3 separate regions of the Homo sapiens genome follow, and all the other regions are linked to region 1. A link is an interaction called in ENCODE POLR2A ChIA-PET data of the cell type or tissue named here. Cell type or tissue: Caco-2. All regions are shown on one strand.

Evidence for each region. Peaks named below come from ENCODE experiments on the same cell type or tissue, not always from the same donor. Only the 100,000 strongest peaks of a DNase experiment are listed, where the experiment ranks them.
Region 2: POLR2A ChIA-PET joins it to region 1 with 15 read pairs; 15 of 35 experiments call an interaction of 5 or more read pairs at or near these places.
Region 3: POLR2A ChIA-PET joins it to region 1 with 33 read pairs; 32 of 35 experiments call an interaction of 5 or more read pairs at or near these places.

Annotation. Positions count from the first base shown.
Region 1 is chr11:118,789,657-118,792,156 of GRCh38, reverse strand. It overlaps DDX6 (DEAD-box helicase 6), which reads left to right and starts at 993. Exons shown (of 14, transcript NM_004397.6): 1 at 993-1,059. RefSeq lists enhancers at 1-161, 778-887, 2,198-2,377, 1,836-2,393 and silencers at 218-507, 958-1,287, 1,918-1,997. In Caco-2, CTCF peaks have their summits at 1,386 and 1,585 (motif pointing right); DNase peaks (open chromatin) are centred at 346, 966 and 1,496; H3K4me3 peaks cover 2,500 bases.
Region 2 is chr11:118,714,656-118,717,155 of GRCh38, reverse strand. The region is part of intron 2 of LOC124902766 (endogenous retrovirus group K member 7 Env polyprotein-like); the gene reads left to right. Among named protein-coding and RNA genes, the nearest start is that of TREH, 36 kb to the right of the region's middle. RefSeq lists enhancers at 1-754, 755-1,560. In Caco-2, no CTCF peak of the experiment used is centred here; DNase peaks (open chromatin) are centred at 1,075, 1,805 and 2,074.
Region 3 is chr11:118,911,308-118,913,807 of GRCh38, reverse strand. All of the region lies in intron 2 of BCL9L (BCL9 like), which reads left to right. Among named protein-coding and RNA genes, the nearest start is that of MIR4492, 1.8 kb to the right of the region's middle. RefSeq lists enhancers at 1-78, 757-1,298, 1,299-1,840, 916-2,115, 2,383-2,500. In Caco-2, no CTCF peak of the experiment used is centred here; DNase peaks (open chromatin) are centred at 787, 1,357, 1,767 and 2,387; H3K4me3 peaks cover 1,770 bases.

The DNA of each region.
Region 1 (2,500 bases):
CCTCTCCCGGCGCACGCTCAAGTCCGGTGCCTTCCCCCCGCAGACCCCCGAGGCGCACCCTCAAGCTCGGTGCCTCTGCGCCCCCCGCAGGGGCGCCCTCAAGCCTGGTACCCTTCACATGAGAGCCCCCCGGGCGCACCCTCAAGCTCGGTGTACCCCCCCATACCACCCGCAGGCGCGCCCTCATGCCCGAAGACTTCCCCCGCCCAGGTGCACCCTCAAGCCCGGTGCCTTCCCCCACAACCAGCGCCCCCAGGCGCACCCTCAAGCCCGGAGCCTACCCGCCGCCAGGCGCGCCCTACAGGCTCGCCCCGTCCCACCGCGCAGCGCCCCCCGCGCACTCTCTGGAGTCCTCCCTCCTGCCTGGTGCGGCCTCCGGGCCCGGTCGGCCCCCCTTCCTGCCCCCACACTCAGACGCGCGCCCGGCGTCTCCGGGTCGCTAGTTCCGCGCCTTCCTGCATGGAGGCGCGCCCCGAGAGGCTCGGACGCGGCCCCTTAGGCCCGGCATCAGCCTCCCCGGCCAGCTGGAGAAGTCAGGTCAGCTTCCTGTCCCCGAGCAGCTGCCCGGGGGCCAGTTTTCAAAACATATCCTTAGTCATGTAATAAAGAGATGTTCCTCTGGTCTCAACTCCCGATTTTTACTTTGGAGGGGCGAAGGCAGGCCTACCCTTGCCAGCCACCATTTCTCAATCACGTCGCGGCTGTGGAAAAGCAGCCGTCCTGTCCCTTCAGAAAGGAACTCGTATTTCCCCCTCGAACTTTTCTCGTCGGTGTGAGAGAAGGGCCCTCCATTTTCTCCTCAGGAAGCTTTCGCGGCCCGACTTCCTCTCACCACCAGGCCAGGAAGGCAGTGACGCCGCGGCGAATATAGCCGCGGCGGCCGAGGTTTCGCCATCTTGAGTGGAGGAGGAGCCGCGGTCGCCGCCATGCGGAGAGGCAGGGAAAGAGGGAGGAGGCGGCGGGCGGGCGAACGGGCGAGCGAGGGAGGGGGCAGAGGAGCCGAGTTAGCTCAGCCAGGCGGCGACTTCGGCGGCGCCACGAGAGCGGGCAGCGGAGGAGGTAGGGCTGGACAGCCGGGGGAGCCGGCGGCTCGGGCGGCTGGCCTGCGCGCCCCTCGGAGCGGGGCGGGGGCGGGGGCGAGAGGAGGCCGTAGCGAGAGGGCTGGGTGGGGGCGGGCGGAGGTTTCCGAGGAGGAAGGAGCGTCCGCCATTTTGGGAGCTTCGAGTCAACAATAAAGGACCGAGGGTGCCGAGCGGGAGTGGCCTCGTTGGTAGGACACGGGCCCGAGTCGCGAGGCTTGGGGTGAGGTGGTGGGGTCGAGGTCAGCGGTGCTTTGGGGGCTGTGGGGAGCCCCCCGGGCCGGCTCTGGGGGACTCTCGGGCGGAGGCCTAAGGCCTGGCCGGGCCTGGGGAGGAAGGCGGTCGGCAGCTGTGTGGGGTGGGAGCGCCTGAGAGGAGGCGAATATAGGAATGTGGTGCGCAGCAGGGTCGGCAGGAGGAACAGGCTAAGTACTCGGAGTAGCTTTATCGAAGATGAGGGAATATGAGGCCGAAGGGGGCGGCAAGGACTTAGGGGGATGATGGTGGAGGTTATAGGGTACGAGGCGGCCCTATAGGGGGCGGCAGGGACATGCTGTATTGGAGGGCTCGGTTTAGAAGCAAACCGGCCGCTGCTTGATTGCAGTAGGCCTTGCGGGTCAATAACAAGAGGGTATTTATGGAGCCCCCGACTCTTGGAGGAAAGGAGGGGGATTTCTGGTTTAGGGGGTCCATTTGGGGCCTCCTTGGGGGAGTCCCTATTGTTTGCTACTAATGGAGCGGTTGCTGGCTCATATTGCGCAGATAAGATTGCAGAGCCCCAACCTTTTGTGTTTATGGTCAGAAGTGTGTGTGTTTGGGGCGTGGGGCGGGGTGCGGGGGGACAAGAAATTTCCTTTCAGTTACGGGGTTCCAGTCATTAGTCAATGACTCTTTCCCGTATCTCTCTCCTTTCTCTTCCTCAGCCCCCATTTCCCTTCAGAATAAAACCCAGTCACTCCAACTTGCAGGCAAAGCTAGAAAAACTGCGCTGCATTTGCAAACAAAAGCTCTTGTTGGCGATGACGATACTGTTTTGGGTGTGAAACTGTCAATTGCTAACTACGATCTGTGAAGTGCTGTAATTAACTCCGCTAGGGGCTCCTCCCAACTAGTCTACGTTTCTTGTTGTTTGTTTTTTGTTTTTTTGTTTTTTGTTTTTGAAAATGTAGAAAACTTGCAAATCTAAATTGGGAAGGGGTAGGAGGAATATTTCCTTCTCTGAGAAAAAGCTGCAGTGCAGGTTTCAGTTTAAGAAGGGAGCAGTTATCACATAGTCTCATTTTGGATTTAAGGATATAGGAGGTCTTACTGTGCATGATGGACAGTAATGATGATATCGTTCGGTCTTTAGAGGTTGCCCTTTTCATCCTCTTAGTGCTCTGCAAACAGCTAAGTCTCTGTGAACTGCGTGATATCGCTGA
Region 2 (2,500 bases), 75 kb after region 1:
CCCACCCCTATCTCTCTTCACTGACTCTCTTTTTGGACTCAGCCTGCCTGCACCCAAGTGATTAAAAGCTTTATTGCTCACACAAAGCCTGTTTGGTGGTCTCTTTACACGGACGTGCATGAAAGTGGCCGGGCACAGTGGCTCAGGCCTGTAATCCCAGCACTTTGGGAGGCCGAGGCAGCTGGATCACAAAGTCAGGAGTTTGAGACTAGCCTGACCAACATGGTGAAACCCTGTCTCTACTAAAAATACAAAAATTAGCCGAGTGTGGTGGCATGCACCTGTAATCCCAGCTACTCAGGAAGCTGAGGCAGGAGAATCGCTTGAACCTGGGAGGCGGAGGTTGCAGTGAGCCAAGATCACGCTATTGCACTCCAGCCTGGGTGACAGAGAGAGACGCCATCTCAAAAAATAAAAATAAAAAGTAAAGGGGAAAAAGCAGGCAGGAGGGGAAAGGGAACATTAAAAAAAAAAAAAAGAGGGAGGATATGGTCACTTTGTTTTGCGGCTTTGTTTAAGCTCACTGAATCCACATGTTGCACAGGAAAAAAAGGGAGTAGAAGGCCGGGCACGGTGGCTCACGCCTGTAATCCCAGCACTTTGGGAGGCCGAGGTGGGAGGATCACCTGAGGTCAGGAGTTTGAGACCAGCCTGGCCAACAAGGCGAAACCCCATCTCTAATAAAAATACAAAAATTAGCCAGGCGTGGTGATGCACGCCTGTAATCCCAGCTACTGGGGAGGCTGAGGCAGGAGAATCGCTTGAACCCGGGAGGCAGAAGTTGCAGTGAGCCAAGATCACACCACTGCACTCCAGCCTGGGTGACAGAACAAGACTCCGTCTCAAAAAAAGAAAAAAAAAAAAGGGGGTGGGGGCGGGGGGTAAAAGGAACAGTCAATTCTGTATTCATCTCACATGGTAAATTGGCACTTTACATAAGACAAAATAAACAGAGTACAGGAAACAGTCAAATATGCATTTATCTTGGAGTGGGTGGGGACGATGATTTCTAGTCTCCTCTTGTCCCTTACCTACCCTCATCCCCCGCCTGCAAAGATAAGCTGTTAATTTACATTGTCAGGGTGAAGGAGGCCACCTGTGGCCTTCCATCTGCAGCTATCAGTTTAGAAACAAAAGGAAAGGCACTTGTTCCCGCCCCCTCCCGTGACTCAGCTTCCACACTTAACTTTTCCTTTTTGGCATAGTGAATTTGGGCTCCCAAGATTTTATTCTTCCTTTCACACTTTCTGGCTTATCAAGTTGCTCATTTACTTCTCAAGGTCAGCTAGGTGCCTGGAATTTCCCTTGAAGGAAGGAACTCAAGGTTTTTGTTTTATTTCCATGCTGGGGTGGTCGGGGGAGCAGCCACAGGCCTCTAAGGAGGAATCCTGCTCTGTCTCAATCACAGGGTCTCTGCTAAGAGAATGCAGCCTTCTAACATGCTGCTAGACACAGGCAGGATGAAACACTCCAGTCTGGTGGAACAAAACCTAAATCAAGCTTGTCCAACCCACAGCCCACAGAGTGCATGTGTCCCGAGACAGCCTTGAATGCGGCCCAATGCAAATTCTCAAACTTTCTTAAAACATCATGAGATTTTTTTGTGATTTTTTTTTTTTTTTTAGCTCATCAGCTATCGTTAGTGTATTTTATGTGCAGCCCAAGGCAATTCTTCTTCCAGAGCAGCCCAGGGAAGCCAAAAGATGGGGCAACCCTGAAAATCAAGTCACTGCAGTGTGGTTTCACAACCTTTTACACAGGCCTCAGAGCTAAGCTAGTGCAGGGATCCAGGGCCTGTGGCCTGAGACAGGCCAGGCCCCTTTGGGAAGGACCCTGCAATGTGCCACAGGTAACCTGTGACTCTTCCCCACGCCCTCACCCTCCCACCCCATATGCACAGAGGGATCTGCAGCCATTCCCCAGGGTAACGGGGGCAGTCACTGTGTGCAGGGGCAGATGTGGGTTTGGGGGCTGTAAATAAAAAATAAAATTCTAAGGCCCCCCTAATCATCTGAATGGACCCCTCCTCTTGGCCAAAGACATTCCAAAGTTAACCTGAAAAACTAGTTCAGGCCATGATAGAAAAGGAGGTTGGACATGCCTCATTATCCCTCCAGCATCAACATCAACACAAACCTTACCTCTGATAAGAAACATTTACAATCTATTCTCTCTGAAGCCTGCTACATGGAGGCTTCATTTACATGATAAAACCTTGATCTCCACATCCACTTATCATAACCCAGACATTCCTTTTTTACTGATAACTGTTTTTTTTTTTTTTTTTTTTTTTTTTTTTGGAGACAGAGTTTTGCTGTTGTTGCCCAGGCTGGAGTGCAATGGTGTGATCTCGGCTCACCACAACCTCTGCCTCCTGGGTTCAAGCGATTCTTCTGCCTCAGCCTCCTGAGTAGCTGGGATTACAGGCATGTGTCACCATGCCCGGCTAATTTTGTATTTTTAGTAGAGACAGGGTTTCTCCATGTTGGTCAGGCTGGTC
Region 3 (2,500 bases), 120 kb before region 1:
CAGAGAGAGGACTGGAGAGCTTCTTGCTCCTCCCTTGCCCTGGGCTAACCCCTGGCCCTTGCCTCTGTTGGGGTACCAAGCTTTTGGCACTCCTCTCTCCCAGAGCCTTGGGCGGGTGGGGTGGGCGGGGGTGGGCTGTGGTTTCCTGTGTTGGTTGTTTGTGCCTGGCCCAGAGTGCCCGCCGCCTGCCTGGGCTTCCTGCCCTGTCTTGTTTCCTTGTGCCCCCCACCCCCTCTCTACCCCTCCCCCTGTGGGAGGGAGCAGCTGGGGATTGGGTAGCTGTCTTTGGGGGCACCCCACTGCCAGGCCATGATTGCTTCCCAAGGCCCGGCCACACTGACAATGACTGTAGGAGCCAAGAGAAGTGAGGTGACCTCAGGCCTGTCCAAGCAATGCCACTTGTCTGTGCAGGCTCCAGAAGGGACAGTGGGCCAGAATGGGCAAAACCGCCGATCACCCCCCAGTACCCTGTTCAACAATCCCAGACTAGAAAGGTCTGGGACCAGGAGTTTCCCTGGTCCTGTGGAGCTGGGGTTGTCTGACATTACCCTAGGGCTGCAGGTGGGGTGGGGCTGGAAACTCCCAGGGAAAACCTCCCAAGCAAAAATGGCTGATTTGCATGGTCTCCTTTGGCACAGAGTCGGGGGAAGTGTGGAGAGCTACTAGGAACCAGGGCCATGGGAAGGCCCCCTAAGCCTGGAAGTCCCCACATCGAGGGTCCCAGAGCAGCACCTTGGTCCTTGAGCAGATTTCCTGCTGGGCTACGAATCCTTGACCTCCCTGCCCGCTGAGTCACCACCTCAGGAAGAGGAAGTGACCTGAGTGGTGGAGAGAGCTTCTGAGGACTGAGGGGTCCTGACACCCAGGAGAAAGGGGATTTGGGACCCTGTCGTCTCGGGCGCTGTATCTCCCTGAGCCAGAGGCCAAGGATCTCGTTCGCCCTGTTGTCCCCAGCAGGGTCCTGGGCTTTCACGTCATCACAGGGGGCCCTGGCAGCTCAGGAGCATGAACCCTCCAAAACATTTCCTCACTGCCTCTTTGGGGTGGTTTTGAGCTAGGCAGTGACACTGCTGGGCCAGCTGGTGAGCCAAGCAGAGGCTCCCAACGTGGGGGCAGCTAGGAGCAGGCAGGTTGCCACTGGATGTGTGAACGCCTGCCCTACCTGTGGTAGTTGTGTGTGGAGCAGAGCCGGTGTGTCATACCTGGAGGCTCTGGGCATCTGAGCCTTCCTCAGCTCCCTCCCCCAGCTAGGATCAAGTCCACTTTAACCCTTAGCAACCCTTAGGCTGCTAGCTCCTACCCTCGCGTCACTCGGGGTGGGGGAGCGGATGGATATCTCAGGCCCTTTGTCAAGCCGCCTCTTCCGCTCCTCCGATTCATTCTCCTGGTATGCGCCTGGCCTTCCACTCAGGTGACTCGCACCTGCTCCCTGTTTGTGAGCTTGCTACCCCTCCCCACCTAACCCCCTAAGAGGGAGGCACGGTGACGTGTTCCCAGAGCCCCATCCCTTTGCTTTCTCGTACCTCAAGGGCCCCTGGCCTGGTACTAGCAAGCCCCCTTCACTGGGTGCTTTAAAATTGCATTGGGCTGGGATCAGCCCTCTTGGCTTCCCATCACCAGGCCTTCCAGGTGTCTTCGGAGACTGTGAGTGTGTGGAGGAGGAGGGGTCTTCGGGAGCTGGGGCAGACTCTTGAGGGGCAAAGGGGGGAGGTGTGAGATGGGAAAGTCCTGACTCATCCACGCTTGACTCAGCTCGCCCTGCGGCGGGGTGGGAGAGAGGGGGTGGAGTCCCGGAGGGGAGGGTGACTGGAAGAGTCTTCTGGGGAGGAGCCTAGGCCTGAACGGCCACTGGAGAGGACTGATTTTCTAATAGCCCCTTCCCAAATTCTTACAGGTTCTCAATTTTTGAGGCTGTGAACATAGGTAGTGAGTGGCCCTTGCCCTGCCCCTCCCCCCTTATGGGGGACCTGGGCACTGTGGCTGGAATGTGGGAAGCCCAACTATCTGATGCAGGCTCAGAGGAGCAGTCATGGCTGGCGTGGGGAGGTGGGGTCACTGCAGTGTCTGGAATGAGGGTCCGTCCCCACACTGCCACATACTGGATATGTGACTCAAGGTCACGCCACTTCCTTTTCCCAGACCTCAGTTTCCTCGTTGAAATGGGGTCGATCCTTTTGAGAATCAGCGAGCTGGTGAAGGGAGAGCCTGAGATGCATGCCAGCCAGGAGCCTGCTCAGAGCCCTGGTATCTCAGTGACTCCAGCCTCTGCCTCTGCTCTTCCCTGGTTGTGATGGAGAAGCTGGGGGTGGCGGGCTGCTTCCCAGGCAGGTCCTGGACTTTGGAACCTTCCCCCAGGAGCCTTCCTCCCCAGAGACACGGCTGGAGTGGCGAAGGCCAATGTGCCCTAGGGTTAAGTTGGGGTTAGACTCCCGCAGGGTGGCAGGTGGGGCCCCCTCACCCCCAGGTCCCCGCCCAGCCTCCAGCAGCCCCGCAGGGAGCA